5 separate regions of the Homo sapiens genome follow, and all the other regions are linked to region 1. The links are chromatin contacts, found by Hi-C or POLR2A ChIA-PET in ENCODE. All regions are on one chromosome and are shown on one strand. The core of a region is the stretch at or near the end of the contact, and the rest is flanking DNA. Distances in the headings are between cores, read along the strand shown. Region 1 holds the start of ZBED9-AS1 (ZBED9 antisense RNA 1). Region 2 holds the start of HCG15 (HLA complex group 15). Region 3 has its middle 5.3 kb from the start of TRS-GCT5-1. Region 4 holds the start of LINC01556 (long intergenic non-protein coding RNA 1556). Region 5 holds the start of LINC01623 (long intergenic non-protein coding RNA 1623).

Region 1 (2,612 bases), core at 56-2,555:
AAATAGATCAAGCTTTTCCATTTGGTTAAATCATTTAATTATTTGTATCATACACAAAAACTGTTATCTCATATGCACGCATCTATTCATCTACACCAGTGATCAAATAAGAAATAATGCCCCAAACCAGGGTTTCCAACCACCAGCGCGAAATTACTCCCATTACTCCATTCTGGATCCATGCACCCAAATTCTCCACAGAAGATGGCACCTCCAATTTCTCACCTGCTGTCTAGGTTCATCAAGCTCCCTCTCCAAATCTTCCAGCAAAGTCACCACCTCTTCTCCACTCTCAGGATTATGCTCCCGCACCCAAGACTGGAGCTCCTCAGGCAGGATGGTCAGGAACTGCTCCAGCACCAACAATTCCAGGATCTGCTCCTTGGTATGTATCTCTGGGTTCAGCCACTGACGGCAAAGTTCCCGCAGTTGACTCAGAGCCTCCCTGGGCCCAGGTGTCTCCTGATAGCAGAACTGCCTGAAGCGCTGACGAGAGAGTTCCCTGGTATAAGACAAATTCCTACGTAGGGCTGATTCCTGATCCCAAGTGTGGTCTTCTTCTTTAACCTTTACTTTGATAATCTCCCCTTGTTCTTCTGGAGCCTGGCCAGCCAAGGCTGGGAAGACCCTAGAGACTGCTTCCATCCCGAGCTTAGACAGCTCAGGCAAAGGTTCTCTCCAGTTGGGGTCTAGGCAAATGGGTGATTTTACTTGAGCTCCTTTTTTGTTCTTGGTCAGGAAAGTTTTTGATATAAGAAAACACTCAACACAGGACAACTACAGACTCAGTTTAAAAGGACTTGTTTACGTGACAACACAGGGCAGTTACTCGGGCAATTCCATTGAAAGTGAAGCCATCCTCTGAAAAGACCAGAAATAGTGAGCACAGAGCGACTCACTAAAGCTTCAGGGTCACAAATTGAGCGGCAAGATACTTGCGAGACAGAAAACCGAGGTTATGACGGATACTTTGGCCCTAAATAAAGCCTGGGTGTATGAGCCTAGGCAAGGAAACGAAGATCGGAGCAGCCTGGGCGAGGGCGGAGAGGGAGAGGGGCTCACAAGCTGCCTGGGGAAGAGGCCCGATTGTCGCCGCGCACATGCACCCTTCCCTCGGCCGCAGCTCCCACCTCTGAGGAGCTCAGACCCTGTGGAACCCAGACTAGTGGGTCGAGGGAAACACTCTACAGCTCAGGTGGAGGTTCCGCAGACACACCCGCAGCTGTGCCCGTAGGTTCCGGCCGGGCCCGGTGAGCCACGCTCACTTCCGGTCCGCTCTAGGATTCCAGGTGGTGCCGTCTTCTCACTGGTTGTGCAAACACCTACGGTACCAGTAATTCTGGGGAGGCAAGTACTCTGGAAACGACGGAGAATTAACTCCGGAATTACCTAGTTATCTGGCATCACGGTGAAAAGAGTTCCACAGTGTGAGTAGTGCTGGAGTAGATGCTGCTGGTCTGTGTTTTCCTGTCACCGTGATAAACCATCGCTGGCACTCAGACCCGTGGTGCTCACCGCAGCGACCTGAAACAAAATGGAGAGGAGCATCCCTAAGGACTACCACGTCAGCGAATCTGTAGGATCGTCCCCCGCCTTTCCTCGTTAATTTCGGGCCACTTTCACCTTTCCCTTTCACCCTAAATCAGACTTAAAAAGAAATGTAAGAGTTAGTCCATTGTTTCCATTTTACGGATTAGAAAACCAAGACCACCGAGAATGAGCCTCAGTTGTTTAGTCACGGAGCACAGAGCCGTGACTAAACAACTGTGGGAAACTGGTCCCAGAAATCTAACAAAATCTGGACGGCTGATCAGCGCCTAGCGAATCACTGGAGTGGAGTAACCAGAACATTCTTTTCAAGCAGTCACTGGGTTCCTCCATACCTCTGGTAGCGCAGAGATGCCCAAGGAATATTTGTTGAATTGCTGCCTGGTTCCCTTCTCCATTCTCTGTTTCCTTCTGCTGTGGTCCTCATGTTGATTTCTCACATTTTGGCATTTCTGAGTAGAGAGTCTTTGAATAATCAGAACATCTCTTTTAGAAATCTCTAAATAAAAAAGAAATCTTACGCTTAGAGTCCGTGAATGGTCTTGAGTAAAATTCTGTATAAAATTTTTGTCTGTGTGCCTGTGTCATCCAACCCTGAAAAGATCATTTTCCCAGTCACTTTTAACGTGCTGAACTTATCTTTTGTTTCCCCCCCTAACTATCCTTTGCAATCAGGGATTCTACTACCTTTTTCTCATTCTGCAAGGCAGTGATCTCTGCCATGCTGAGCACAGTAGGCAGTTAACATGGAGTAAGCATGACTTCTAAGTCCTTTACTGACGAGCCTTACTGTTTTGTTTGTTTTGTTTTGTAGATTTGCATTTGTTAATTACTACAACAGTGATAGACACTTATAAAAAAAGTCAAATATTTAAAAAGTCAACGTGGCAAGAAGTGAAGTTTCTTCATCCTCAGTTCCATTCCTCAGAAAAATTGATGCCGAGTTTGTTGTATGTACCTCCAACCTATTTTTAAAATGTACATACAAAATTGAGTACAATATTATTATGTACAAATATAACTGAGTCACAATTATAACTCATTATAATTTGCAAAACTTAAAT
Region 2 (2,612 bases), core at 69-2,568, 400 kb after region 1:
CCAGGTTAATTTTTGTATTTTTAGTAGAGACGCGGTTTCACCATGTTGGCCAGGCTGGTCTCGAACTCCTGATCTCAAGAGACCCACCCGCCTCAGCCTCCCGAAGTGCTGGGATTACAGGCGTGAGCCACCGCTTCCAGCCAGGATGTGATGTTGTTATGATCCAGTTAAATGAAGCAGGACTTTTTCTAATTAATTGCACTTTCTCTTCTCTTCCCTGGCTCCATATATTCACAGTTTCCAAAACTTCCTTGAGATGGGACACTCTTTTGTCATCTTGTCAGTTCTGTCCTTGAATTAATAAACTTTGACACATACATAAGATCAATTTGACTAAGAAATCTTATTTTGACATAGACATAAAAGTAATATGGTTTGTAAAATTCCTGTATATACGGAAGCCTTTTAATCTAATGTTTCATAGGAATTCAACCCTCTAGGCCTGCTGGTGATCAGTTCTTGAAAAGCACCCTCTTTTCGTGATATCACACGTTGTCTCCTCTATGTGCAGCAAGAATCTCTTGCTTCATTAGTTTTTATGCCTCTGCTTTCAGAAAACAGTCTGGTTGGGACCCCTGTGAAAGGAACTGTCTGGCTTAACTTATCTTGATTAATGCCTCTTTTTTTCTTTTCTTTTCTTTTCTTTCATTTTCCACATAAAGCTAATTGGATTAGAGAAAAAGAACTCTTCTTCGAATGCTACCAGTTTCTTTCCTTCTCATCTGAGCTATTATTCATTGTCCATAGGAAAAAAAATTCCCTAATTTTGGCACGGTAGGTTCTGTTTATTCACCAGACTTGCTACCGTTTACTCGTCAGCTCAGAGAGAACGTCGAAAAAATATAACAAAACCAAAATATGCATCAAGACAAGAGGAGGAAAGAGAATGTGAAAGACTACTAAAAAAAAAAAAAAAAAAAAAAAAAGTCAACAGCTAGGGTCAAGGAATCAATCTGCAAATATTCAGAGCCAGTAGGCTTGTACTACACTAGTCACTATGGAAAATGAAAAATGACCAAGACAGAAATCTCACCTCTTAACACCCCCCAAATCCCAATTTTCTCAACTGTAAAATGGGAATAAAAGTATTACAGTATTTACTATATAAAGTTGCGATGAGTCAATAACATAATACACAAAAGCAGTCAGCCAATTATCCAAATCCGTGTTATTAATATTATCATCATCATCATTCTTCTCACCGTACTTGGGGAATGAAGGAGACAGATACTGTGAGTAAGTTTTCCTTTTTTTTTTTTTTTTTTTTTTTTTTAGACAGAGTCTCGCTCTGTCGCCCAGGCTGGAGTGGAGTGGCGCCATCTCGGCTCACTGCAAGCTCTGCATCCTGGGTTCACGCCATTCTCCTGTTTCAGCCTCCAGGTAGCTGGGCCTACCGGCGCCCGCCACCACGCCCGGCTAATTTTTTGTATTTTTAGTAGAGACGGGGTTTCACCGTGTTAGCCAGGATGGTCTCGATCTCCTGACCTGGTGATCCGCCCGCCTCGGCCTCCCAAAGTGCTGAGATTACAGGCGTGAGCTACCGCGCCCCGCCAAGTGAGTAAATTTTCTATTGGGCACAGAGTTACCTGCTAAAATGAAGTGTGGAAAAATACAATGGGGTGTGTGTATGTGAGAGAGAGAGGGAGATTTGGAGGTGGGGTGGGGAAGACCCTATTTGAAGTGGGCTTTGAAGAATGAACAAGATTTTTATTAGGGAACAAAATGGAAACCAGCATTCCAGGACAAGCGTCTCAGGAGAAGCAAAAGCGCAGAGTTGTGAAAGCTCTTAGATTTTCAGAACTTTGAATTCTGAACTATATATAAACCTGGAAAATCTCGGTTAACTATGGGATGGCATCAAGATTTCAATTTCAAGCTTTCTGGTCATGCACAGTAAAGCTGGAATTAGAGTCTCTTACGTATGGCAGTTGTTGACAAGTCCGTACAGGTACCTAAGTGCTTCCCAGAAAATTCCTCAAGTTGGTAGGTCCTGGGGGAATCAGTTTAGTTCTAAAGAGAGGACTCATCAGAGATCTGTTCAACTTCCAGGAATCTGTGAGGATAGCTCCAAATCTCACTCTCATGCCCAGCCTATCAAACAAAGCAAACCGGTTGGACTGAAGCTGTGGGATCGGGACTGAAATAGAACCAGCGAGAAAGGCAGTCCTCCTCGATTCCTAGAGAGAACACATTCAGCCAGCAGTTGGATAGAGGATACTAGCAAGTCCCTCGCCAGGGCGGGGGAGCAGAGACACATTCCTGTCCCGTTTACATTCTTCCTCTGGCGGAGGCGGGAGGGTCGCTTGAAGCCTCGGATTTCGAGATCAGCCAGGACAAAAAAGCGAGACCCCCGTTTCTACCAAAAAGGGGGGGGGGTGGGCGGGGGGAAGAGAGAGAGAGAGAGAAAGGAAAAGAAAGAGAAAGAAAAGAAAGAAAAACTAGGCGCGGTCACGTGTACGTGTAGTTCCAGCTGCTCGGAGGTTGAGGCGGGAGGATCTCTTGAGCCCAGAAGTTCGAGGCCGCAATGAGCTCTGATCGTGGCAGAGCGAGGCCCTGGCTCAAATACATACATACTTTGTTCTGACTTTGTGTGCCCTTACTCTTTCCTCAGG
Region 3 (2,612 bases), core at 70-2,569, 380 kb before region 1:
TGAAAATCCCAAATAAAGAGAGCATTTTGAATGAAACTGGGGGAAATAAAAATAGTGGAAAATGTCTAAAGATTCATCGCTGAAAGATCAACTGAGAGGGTAAGAAGAATGTTTGGCTTGTTTCTTGCCACAATTTATTGAGAAGCAGACATTTTCTCTGAGAATTGTCTCCAAACACTAAATAAGACAAGTAGGCAAGGGTCAAAGTTTAATGTAATTTCTTATAAGGGATTCTTATCTCCGTGGAAATGCTGGCTTCCAGCCTTCAGCACTGGATTATCAAACAATATACACTTTTGATAAGGTACAGCCTGGCCCATAGCAGTAAAATCTTATAAGCCATATCAAAGATCCTCAACAAGGGCAAACAGACACTCCCGGAAAACGGAAAAAGAAAAAATGTTTATTATTTAATTCTGGATATATGACAGTTTTGTATTCTCCTAAAAGTGATGTTAAAGGAAGAATTTTAGGAATGTTTGTAATTTTTTTAAGGTAACCACAATCTTAAAAATAAAAAAAACTCGGGCAAAAAAACAAGTGAGCACTGATTCATTAGAATCTGGGAAAGCAATTCCTTCAGCTACAGAACGGGCCTCATTTGGCTGACTGGATAAGGGCTCTTAATCCCAGCACTCAGGCAGTGCTCCAGTACTGGTTCGATTTCCGCAAAGTCCTTCTTGCATCCACCTTCTCCGCGTTTCTGGTGAGAGAGCAAGTAAGCTACGCTCCCCAACAGATTTTAACAGGGTGGGAGGACAATTTGAGAGAAACATCTGTGGTCTTGGAATGTCCAAAAGCTACTTGGCACCAATTACAACTGAGTGGAAAATTATGGCCCTGCTGGGCTCCAGATCTTAAGACGGGAAAATGTTGGAAATTCCTCCTGGTCACCATCTACCCTAACGTCCCGCCCCCGCACTCACGGCTTTGAATATGTAAACAATTTCAATTTCCTCTACTAACAGTTGATTTACCCACAGAATGAATCGAAGGGTACTCAACAAATGGGAGGACTCGGGCAGCTTTCCTGGGATATCACACCATATAGACTGAGAATTTCAGAAACGCAAAGTGCGCGTCCCAGCAGGGCGAGAATGGCGTTAACTATGTCACCACCGCCCAAATTCCCTATAATTTACCACTTATCGTTCCTGGCTTTATTCTCCGTGCGTGCAGGGACATGTAATTCTCTAGGAGACGGTGGTCCGGACTTGGTTCCCGACTCCCTCGTGGCTGCAAACAGGGGCAGCTGATTTGGGTGGATGCAGAGGTTGTGGCCAGGGGAAGGGCCGCGGGGCAGCGCGTAGAACTGATTGTAAACCCAACTTCCCGCCTCGGAGCGAGCCGCGGCTCGGAGTAGCGTCATTCGAAAGCCACCGGAGATATCGAGAGAGCTCCTTAACTGCTCACTGAGCAAACTTCGTTTTACAGCTTTGGGGTTGATATTTGGGAAACTGGGTCCTAAAAGTGGCTTCTGGTCTTCAGAAGGCTTTGTTCTCCGCTTTTGATTTTTTGACACCACGGGTTTCACACCCCACCCCACCCCCCAGTCTCACACAAACCACTCAAACTCGATTGCGTCTCCATTGCGCTTTGGGGAAAAATAATTTAAGATTCTCGCTTCTGAAATACAGCGTGATGGTTAAGAGCATGGGCCGTGGAAACAGACCCGGGGAAAGCCTCAGCTCGGCCACTCTTTGCCGCGTGACCCTGGGTGGCACCTTCTAAGGGTGATTCTGGGATTCTATGAATTAATGCATGGAAAGCGCTTGCGAGAGCGCTAGCCGGAGTCCGCGCTATTTAGGTGTTTGCCAATATTATTGTTGTTGTTAAGGTGTGAGGGATCTTGGAAGACAGAAGCCAGGAATAAAGTAAACCTACAGAGACGTCCCTCCCCAAACCCCGGCCGCTACCCCTGCAAGACCTTGTGGAGCATGTTAGGTTTCGTGGCGTCGCCAAGTTGTACCTCCTGCGCTTCGCCGCAGATAAAGCCCCAGCTTAGAGCATGGGGTCGCAACCACCCAGAGCCTTCAGACCAGTGAGCACTTTCCGCACAGGTTTGAATCCCATGAACAGTGATTTTTCTTCAATTCTCTAGTCTCGTCTACGTTTTTTGTTTTTTTTTTAAGGTTTTTTTTTTTAAGGAATTTCCGACAAATAGTGTATTAAGCCTCACTCAGCCTTTGCTTTTATCAGCATAGTGTATTTGCTTATCTACTGACACTCTCCCTGACCATTTTATTAATTCCTTCCGTGCAGAGACTACAACATTTGGGATACTTATACAACGAAAAAAAGGTGTTAAACATATTATAACTTTTTACTATGGAAATGTAAAATATTAAAAAAAGGGAAAAAATGATATGATGTAGCCTCGTATATCCATCACCCAGCCTCAAAATTAACAATATTTTGTCAATATTTTTAACATATATTTCAAACTTTGTCTTTCTGCATTTTAAAGCAAGCATATTATTTTATTCATAAAAACTTCACTATGTAAGAGTGAGAGCTTTTTTCTTTTGTTTTTATTTTGAGAAATAGCATTTTTAAACATATATTAAAACACTATATCTTACTGCTTATTTGCTGGGAATGTCTCATTTTTA
Region 4 (2,612 bases), core at 38-2,537, 360 kb after region 1:
ATGTTATAGTGCTGGATGTAGTAATTCATTTTTTCAAATCTTAACTTTATTAAGATAACATGGTTATTTATCTAGTAATTGTGAGAACAACATATAACAAATAGACCACATATATACGTAGCGTGTCTGGAAGAAATACTCAGATATAAATTACTACTTTAGTCAATCTTAATATTAATTATTTGTCAACTATGCTTAATGTGCCTCTCTAGTCTCTCAAGACTAAATTGCTAAGGAACCCTGGAATCATTTGCTGGCATTCATCCTTTCAAGCAAGGTGCCTGTTACAAAATATCTGCTCAATTAGTATGTATTGGATACATCTTTTGGAAGGTGAGGAAGGAAGCAGTGAAATTAGAAGACTTCTGCCTAGGCGACTGTAAAGTGCTCCTAAGCATCTACCCACCTCCCTGCACACAAAAACTCTCCATTCTATCTCCTCGAGTCTCCTAGCCTTAAAAGATGGTCTAAACTACCCCAGATCCAGGTAAATAACGGATCAAGTCCTTCTTCCCTAAAACAGGTGTTATTCTTTCTATTCTATGAGCCTCCACCTTATTTCTTAAAAAAAAAAAAGAAAAAAATGTTTACTGTTTAAGAAGATAACAGAATCTCAAAAGCTAACTCTTCAACTGTGTTCAACTAAGGACCTTAAACTGCTCTCTGAGGATAGGTGAAGCGGGAAAGGCTCTAGGTGTCTGGTGACTGTTTCTTTTGTTGGTTCGTTTGTTTTTTCAGCCTTAGCACATTTATCCCTTGGAGAAGACAATGGAAAATAGGGCAGATGAGCGTGCGTGGCTTATTTATTCTTGAGTCTGGAGTTAAGAAGGTTGTACTTTTTCCTTAGGATTGCCCTTGGTTGGTTCACAAATTTCGCAAAGTGAATGAAAACACATGAAGGCCACTGAAGGGAATAACTAGGGGACGAGATGTCTGAGCCCCTAAATCGAGAAACATTTGGGCACCGTTTGTGGGACTGTACATATGGGTGTTATCTGTGGCCCCTAGGAAAACAGAAGAGGAACCTGTCTCACTTAGGAAGCTGTGAGAACTGCCCACACAAGGCTTGAAAATGGAACTTTACTGGGTCAGAATGACGAGGGGGAAAAAAAAAATACCTCACACTGGCAGCGGTGGGATTCGAACCCACGCCCCCGAAGAGACTGGAGCCTTAATCCAGCGCCTTAGACCGCTCGGCCACGCTACCACCCACAGGGTGCGTCGCCGCTTTCAGTTTCACCCAAGTGACTGTCGCCCCTTTCCAGTCCTTTCATTCCCATTCCCACATCACCATAAGCCCTTCCCTCAGGCCCCTTCTTCAGCATTCCTTGCTTCTCAGCATAGCCCGAGAACCCCCGATCCCTGACACTTTGCTTCTTCTCAGCTCCCAGATGGATCCTGGACAGGATGCTGCAGGTGGTGCAGGAGGGGAATCCTGCCCCATTTATCATCAACACAGTAAAAAGGGGTCGAAGAGACCGAGAGCGCCAGAGGACGCCATGGGCTCCACATCCACTTGGATTCCAGGGAGTAAGCCTCTCGACTTCAGGAGTAAGCAAGGCCAACCGTTTGGTTTGAGCCTGTTGCTTCTAAGAAAAGCGAGGAAAAATCCTGAGACCTCCTCCCCTCGCCCTTCATCCACTTCAGGGGACCGAGTGTCTCCACGGAACTTCACAAGGGAGGAAAAGAGTGAACTCATTATTATTTGTCTTGTCTTCGTTTCAGAGGCGGTACATCTACGAAAGCCCTAATCATAGAGGGAAAGACTCCTCGTTCCTGGCCCAGAAATGAGATGAGAAATCCAGGGCCCCGTACAGGAAGGCCTTTCGCAAAGTCCAGACTCAATTGCCTTCGCAGCCCTTAAAGTTTCCTTAGGAAGGTCTGTGGGAGAACGAGGTTGGTTTAGGAATTGGCCCCTGCCTTGTACTACGTAGTTTTGTCATCCAAAGTGTTTTAGAAGTGAATTGAATCATAGTTACGCCTTATTTTGAAACACTGTAATTCAGAGAACGTAAAACCTTATTAAAATGCCTCATAATCATCTTGGTAGAGCCGTTGGTTAAGCGGGAGAGACAGTTGCCTCCTTAGCGCAGTAGGCAGCGCGTCAGTCTCATAATCTGAAGGTCCTGAGTTCGAACCTCAGAGGGGGCAAGGCGTCTGTTTTGCCATTTTACTTCTTCTTGATCCAAAATGAGTAAGACAACAAAGGAAGTTGACAAAACGTTGTTCTTTCTCTGCTTTCTCTATAGAAAAGTGTACAATATGTCTGGTAAGGGAAAAAAAAATCTAAGGACATTGCTTTGATGGAACAGAACGGGTAATTGCTGTTTAATAGAACCATGTTCAGTTACAAAACAGTGATTTTCACTAAGAATTAAATTCTCCAAAATTCTCATCTCCCCTCCCGCCCTGCATACCAATTGGAGATAGAGCTGGTAGCATTTTCAAATGTTTTTCAGATATGCTTGGCAATTGTCTTTGTTTTAACAACACCAGAGTCAAGAAACTTGCCAGTTTTAGAGTGCTGAGATAAGAAAAAGTGGGTGGAGGGTTGTACTAGGGGTGTGGAAGGTATAGAATCTAATTATCAATTACTGACTTGGTTATCTTTT
Region 5 (2,612 bases), core at 48-2,547, 280 kb after region 1:
TCTCCTTCGGCATTATGCTCCTCAATCGAATTCTTTCCTTCTCCTGAGGAGGCAAGAATTAATGTTGCTGCAGACTCCTTACAGATAACTGCCACCGCTAATATGTTGAGATGTTCACACATGCATGTGTGAGGCCCTTCAAAATGTGAGCTGCGGTTAGAATTGGGAAGAGAAGGGAGTGGGGATATGTATCTTTGTTTTCTGATTGCCTTCCATATCTTTTAAAACTAGCTAAGTGCTGCTTCAAGTCAGCCAGATACGAAGGCTTCAATTTATTTAACACAATAAAGAACTTCTATTTGGATCCAAAGCTTACATTATGCTTTAATAAAAGTTACCCTAATAAAGTCAGAAACAATAACAATGAGTCAAAGAAATGCATACAAAGTAGGCCAGGCGTGGTGGCTCACGCCTGGAATCCCGGCACTTTAGGAGGCAGAGGCGGGTGGATCGTGGATCACTTGAGTTCAGGAGTTCGAGACCAGCCTGGCCAACATGGTGAAACCCCCGTTTCCACTAAAAAAAAAAAAATTAGCCGGGCATGGTGGTGCATCATGCCTGTAATTCCAGCTACTCGGGAGGCTAAGGCAGGAGAATCACTTGCATCTGGGAGGCACAGCTTGCACGTGAACCGAGATGGTGCCATTGCACTCTGCACTCCAGCCTGGGAGACAGAGTGAGACTCTTGTCTCCAAAAAAAAAAAAAAAAAAAGCCTACAAAAAGCTTACAAAGTCTAAAATCGGACGAACAAGAGGACACCTGATGGGGGAAAAGAAAAGAGATTGCGATGGGAAGAGAGTGGTGGGGAAATCCGTGGGACAGTTTTCCTATTTTCTGGGTCTGTCCCTTGACCAAGGAACAGCTCAAAAAAGAAAGGATCTAAAATAAATTGTAAAAAATTACCTGTGGTTTCGCATTTGTTTTCTGTCTTTTTCTTTCTTGCTTGATCTTCGATAATACTGGGAAATGTAACCAATGTGATTGGGCTTGTTAATTTGGTGCCTTGCTTGTTTTTCGGGTTTTGGAATTCTGCCAGTCTGTGCTTCCGCGGCCTCTTTCATTTTGTCTTTCATCTCTTGACACAGCCACCCAGGGTGGTGTCAAAGCCTTAGAGCAGAAATGCATCAATATTGAAAGCAAAACGGAGCTTGTTTTCCTTGGTTTCCATGTGAATTTGAAGAATTGAGAGAGAATGAAAGTGCCACAAAAACAAAAGAAAAAAAATTGAGGCGAGTCGTGGACATGATAGACATGATTTTGCAAACAAGGCACATCTAGGAGAAAAGGCGGGAGAAAAATGAAGCTGGAGGTGCCGGGGATTGAACCCGGGGCCTCGTGCATGCTAAGCACGCGCTCTACCACTGAGCTACACCCCCCAACGCTCAACGTGGGCCAAAATATTTCTATGACCTGTTACTATTATCGGTCGTGCCAAGAAGCATATTTTGTCGAACTTAATTTTGAATTCGCTATACTGGATATTGTTTCCTGACTGCGCTGAGAGAAGGAAAACTGAATGTTATATCGAAAGTCCCGTGCTGGGCCTGGGATCTCCCGCTGCAGGTCACCCTCTCGGACGGCCGCTCGACAACCACCTATCGGGGTTTATAAGGGAGCCGTCCTGCCTGGCCGCCCCCCAGAGAAAGGTCTGTGATGGGGTGATTCTGCTTGGAAAGGTTGCCAGGAAACCGCGAGCATAACGCAGAAAGATAAAACGAAAGCCCTAAACGCCGCCGTGGGAATTTAAGTCCAAGGGGCAGAGAAAACAGGAGGGGAATTGCAGATCGGCTTGTCCCGGTCGTAGTTACTGCCCCTGCAGGTTCCCGCGCCCAGCCTCGGGATGGAGAACCTGGCACGCTACGTTTCGCGGGCTCTGAGACTCGGGTGGTGAGAGTCGCCGAGATGCGCACTGGGAAGAGAAAAGAGCCAGGACGCACCTGCATTTATGGCGCCATCGCCCGGGCGGAATCCTCCACGGAATAAAAAGTATGCAGAAGCAAGGCGATTTATGACTGCATAAACCCTCCGTGCTCCTGGAGAGTTCTTAGACCTCTCCACTCCTTGGCACAACTGACCTCTCCACTCTTCGACAAACTGGCAAGCGCTTGCCGCCGTTCGCCAAACCTTGGTACGACAGTCAATCCAGAAATGAGCTTCTGGAACAAATCCTAAATCCTTTTTTGTCTGTCTTCTTCTGATTCGCTCTCATCCTTAAGGGACCTGTTTCTCCTTCAAAACCTGAAAACATCTAACCTATAGTACCAACCCCAGATCCAGGCCTGGCCTTCCTGACCAGTCAAAGCCAGTTGGACTGTGCGCCTAGAAGTGGACAGACATGCGAAATGCCATACTGTATACGTACAATGCATAGGCCAAAGGCGACCCTATGACCCAGAGATTAGAAAGACTCGGACGTCTTTTGACTGGGTTCAGGTCACACTACTCCCAAAATACGACACCTCGGCATTTGAGAAAACAGCAGAAGCAGAAACGTTTTTCTCTGGGCCCTTGTTCCGTGAAGCGGGCCATGAAAGCTACCTGATCTTCCAATTAAAGTAGGTGATAAGACCGTCAATTCAGAGGGGAGAAAATGTACTTGGAGGAAATAAAC

The links. Hi-C counts contacts between places; a loop is a spot of excess contacts on that map. ChIA-PET counts read pairs that join two places held with the same protein, here RNA polymerase II (POLR2A). Pooled maps may share reads with other maps.
Region 2: a loop to region 1 is called in a map of chondrocyte, with 3 times the contacts of the local background. The contact joins the promoter of HCG15 here to the promoter of ZBED9-AS1 in region 1. A Hi-C loop is called at or near these places in 1 of 168 maps with a recorded cell type or tissue (chondrocyte), 8 of 37 single-sample maps with no recorded cell type and 7 of 50 pooled maps. POLR2A ChIA-PET finds 5 or more read pairs at or near these places in 2 of 52 experiments (HepG2 and WTC11).
Region 3: a loop to region 1 is called in a map of chondrocyte, with 3 times the contacts of the local background. The contact joins the enhancer-like site here to the promoter of ZBED9-AS1 in region 1. A Hi-C loop is called at or near these places in 3 of 168 maps with a recorded cell type or tissue (MCF 10A, PC-9 and chondrocyte), 3 of 37 single-sample maps with no recorded cell type and 9 of 50 pooled maps. POLR2A ChIA-PET finds 5 or more read pairs at or near these places in 1 of 52 experiments (HepG2).
Region 4: a map of chondrocyte shows a loop between it and region 1 (2.2-fold over the local background). The contact joins the promoter of LINC01556 here to the promoter of ZBED9-AS1 in region 1. A Hi-C loop is called at or near these places in 3 of 168 maps with a recorded cell type or tissue (chondrocyte, heart right ventricle and mammary epithelial cell), 18 of 37 single-sample maps with no recorded cell type and 11 of 50 pooled maps. POLR2A ChIA-PET finds 5 or more read pairs at or near these places in 3 of 52 experiments (HepG2, OCI-LY7 and activated naive CD4-positive, alpha-beta T cell).
Region 5: a map with no recorded cell type shows a loop between it and region 1 (11-fold over the local background). The contact joins the promoter of LINC01623 here to the promoter of ZBED9-AS1 in region 1. A Hi-C loop is called at or near these places in 3 of 37 single-sample maps with no recorded cell type and 3 of 50 pooled maps.

What each region holds. Positions count from the first base shown.
Region 1 is chr6:28,586,073-28,588,684 of GRCh38, forward strand. It overlaps ZBED9-AS1 (ZBED9 antisense RNA 1), which reads left to right and starts at 1,306. Exons shown (of 2, transcript NR_186619.1): 1 at 1,306-1,660. SCAND3 (SCAN domain containing 3) reads right to left here and starts at 1,226. Exons shown (of 4, transcript NM_052923.2): 1 at 226-1,226. The coding sequence starts at 645. RefSeq lists an enhancer at 846-1,722.
Region 2 is chr6:28,983,431-28,986,042 of GRCh38, forward strand. It overlaps HCG15 (HLA complex group 15), which reads left to right and starts at 1,319. Exons shown (of 3, transcript NR_135289.2): 1 at 1,319-1,554.
Region 3 is chr6:28,206,437-28,209,048 of GRCh38, forward strand. No RefSeq gene overlaps it. Among named protein-coding and RNA genes, the nearest start is that of TRS-GCT5-1, 5.3 kb to the right of the region's middle. Within about 2 kb of position 1,320, at least 4 of the 41 ENCODE cell types and tissues checked have a DNase peak (open chromatin) inside an H3K27ac peak, as active enhancers do.
Region 4 is chr6:28,942,497-28,945,108 of GRCh38, forward strand. It overlaps LINC01556 (long intergenic non-protein coding RNA 1556), which reads left to right and starts at 1,288. Exons shown (of 1, transcript NR_103538.1): 1 at 1,288-2,042. It overlaps TRL-AAG2-2 (tRNA-Leu (anticodon AAG) 2-2), which reads right to left and starts at 1,207; the gene lies at 1,126-1,207. It overlaps TRM-CAT3-1 (tRNA-Met (anticodon CAT) 3-1), which reads left to right and starts at 2,079; the gene lies at 2,079-2,151.
Region 5 is chr6:28,862,380-28,864,991 of GRCh38, forward strand. LINC01623 (long intergenic non-protein coding RNA 1623) reads right to left here and starts at 1,298. Exons shown (of 2, transcript NR_033379.1): 1 at 905-1,298. TRA-AGC2-2 (tRNA-Ala (anticodon AGC) 2-2) reads right to left here and starts at 1,377; the gene lies at 1,306-1,377.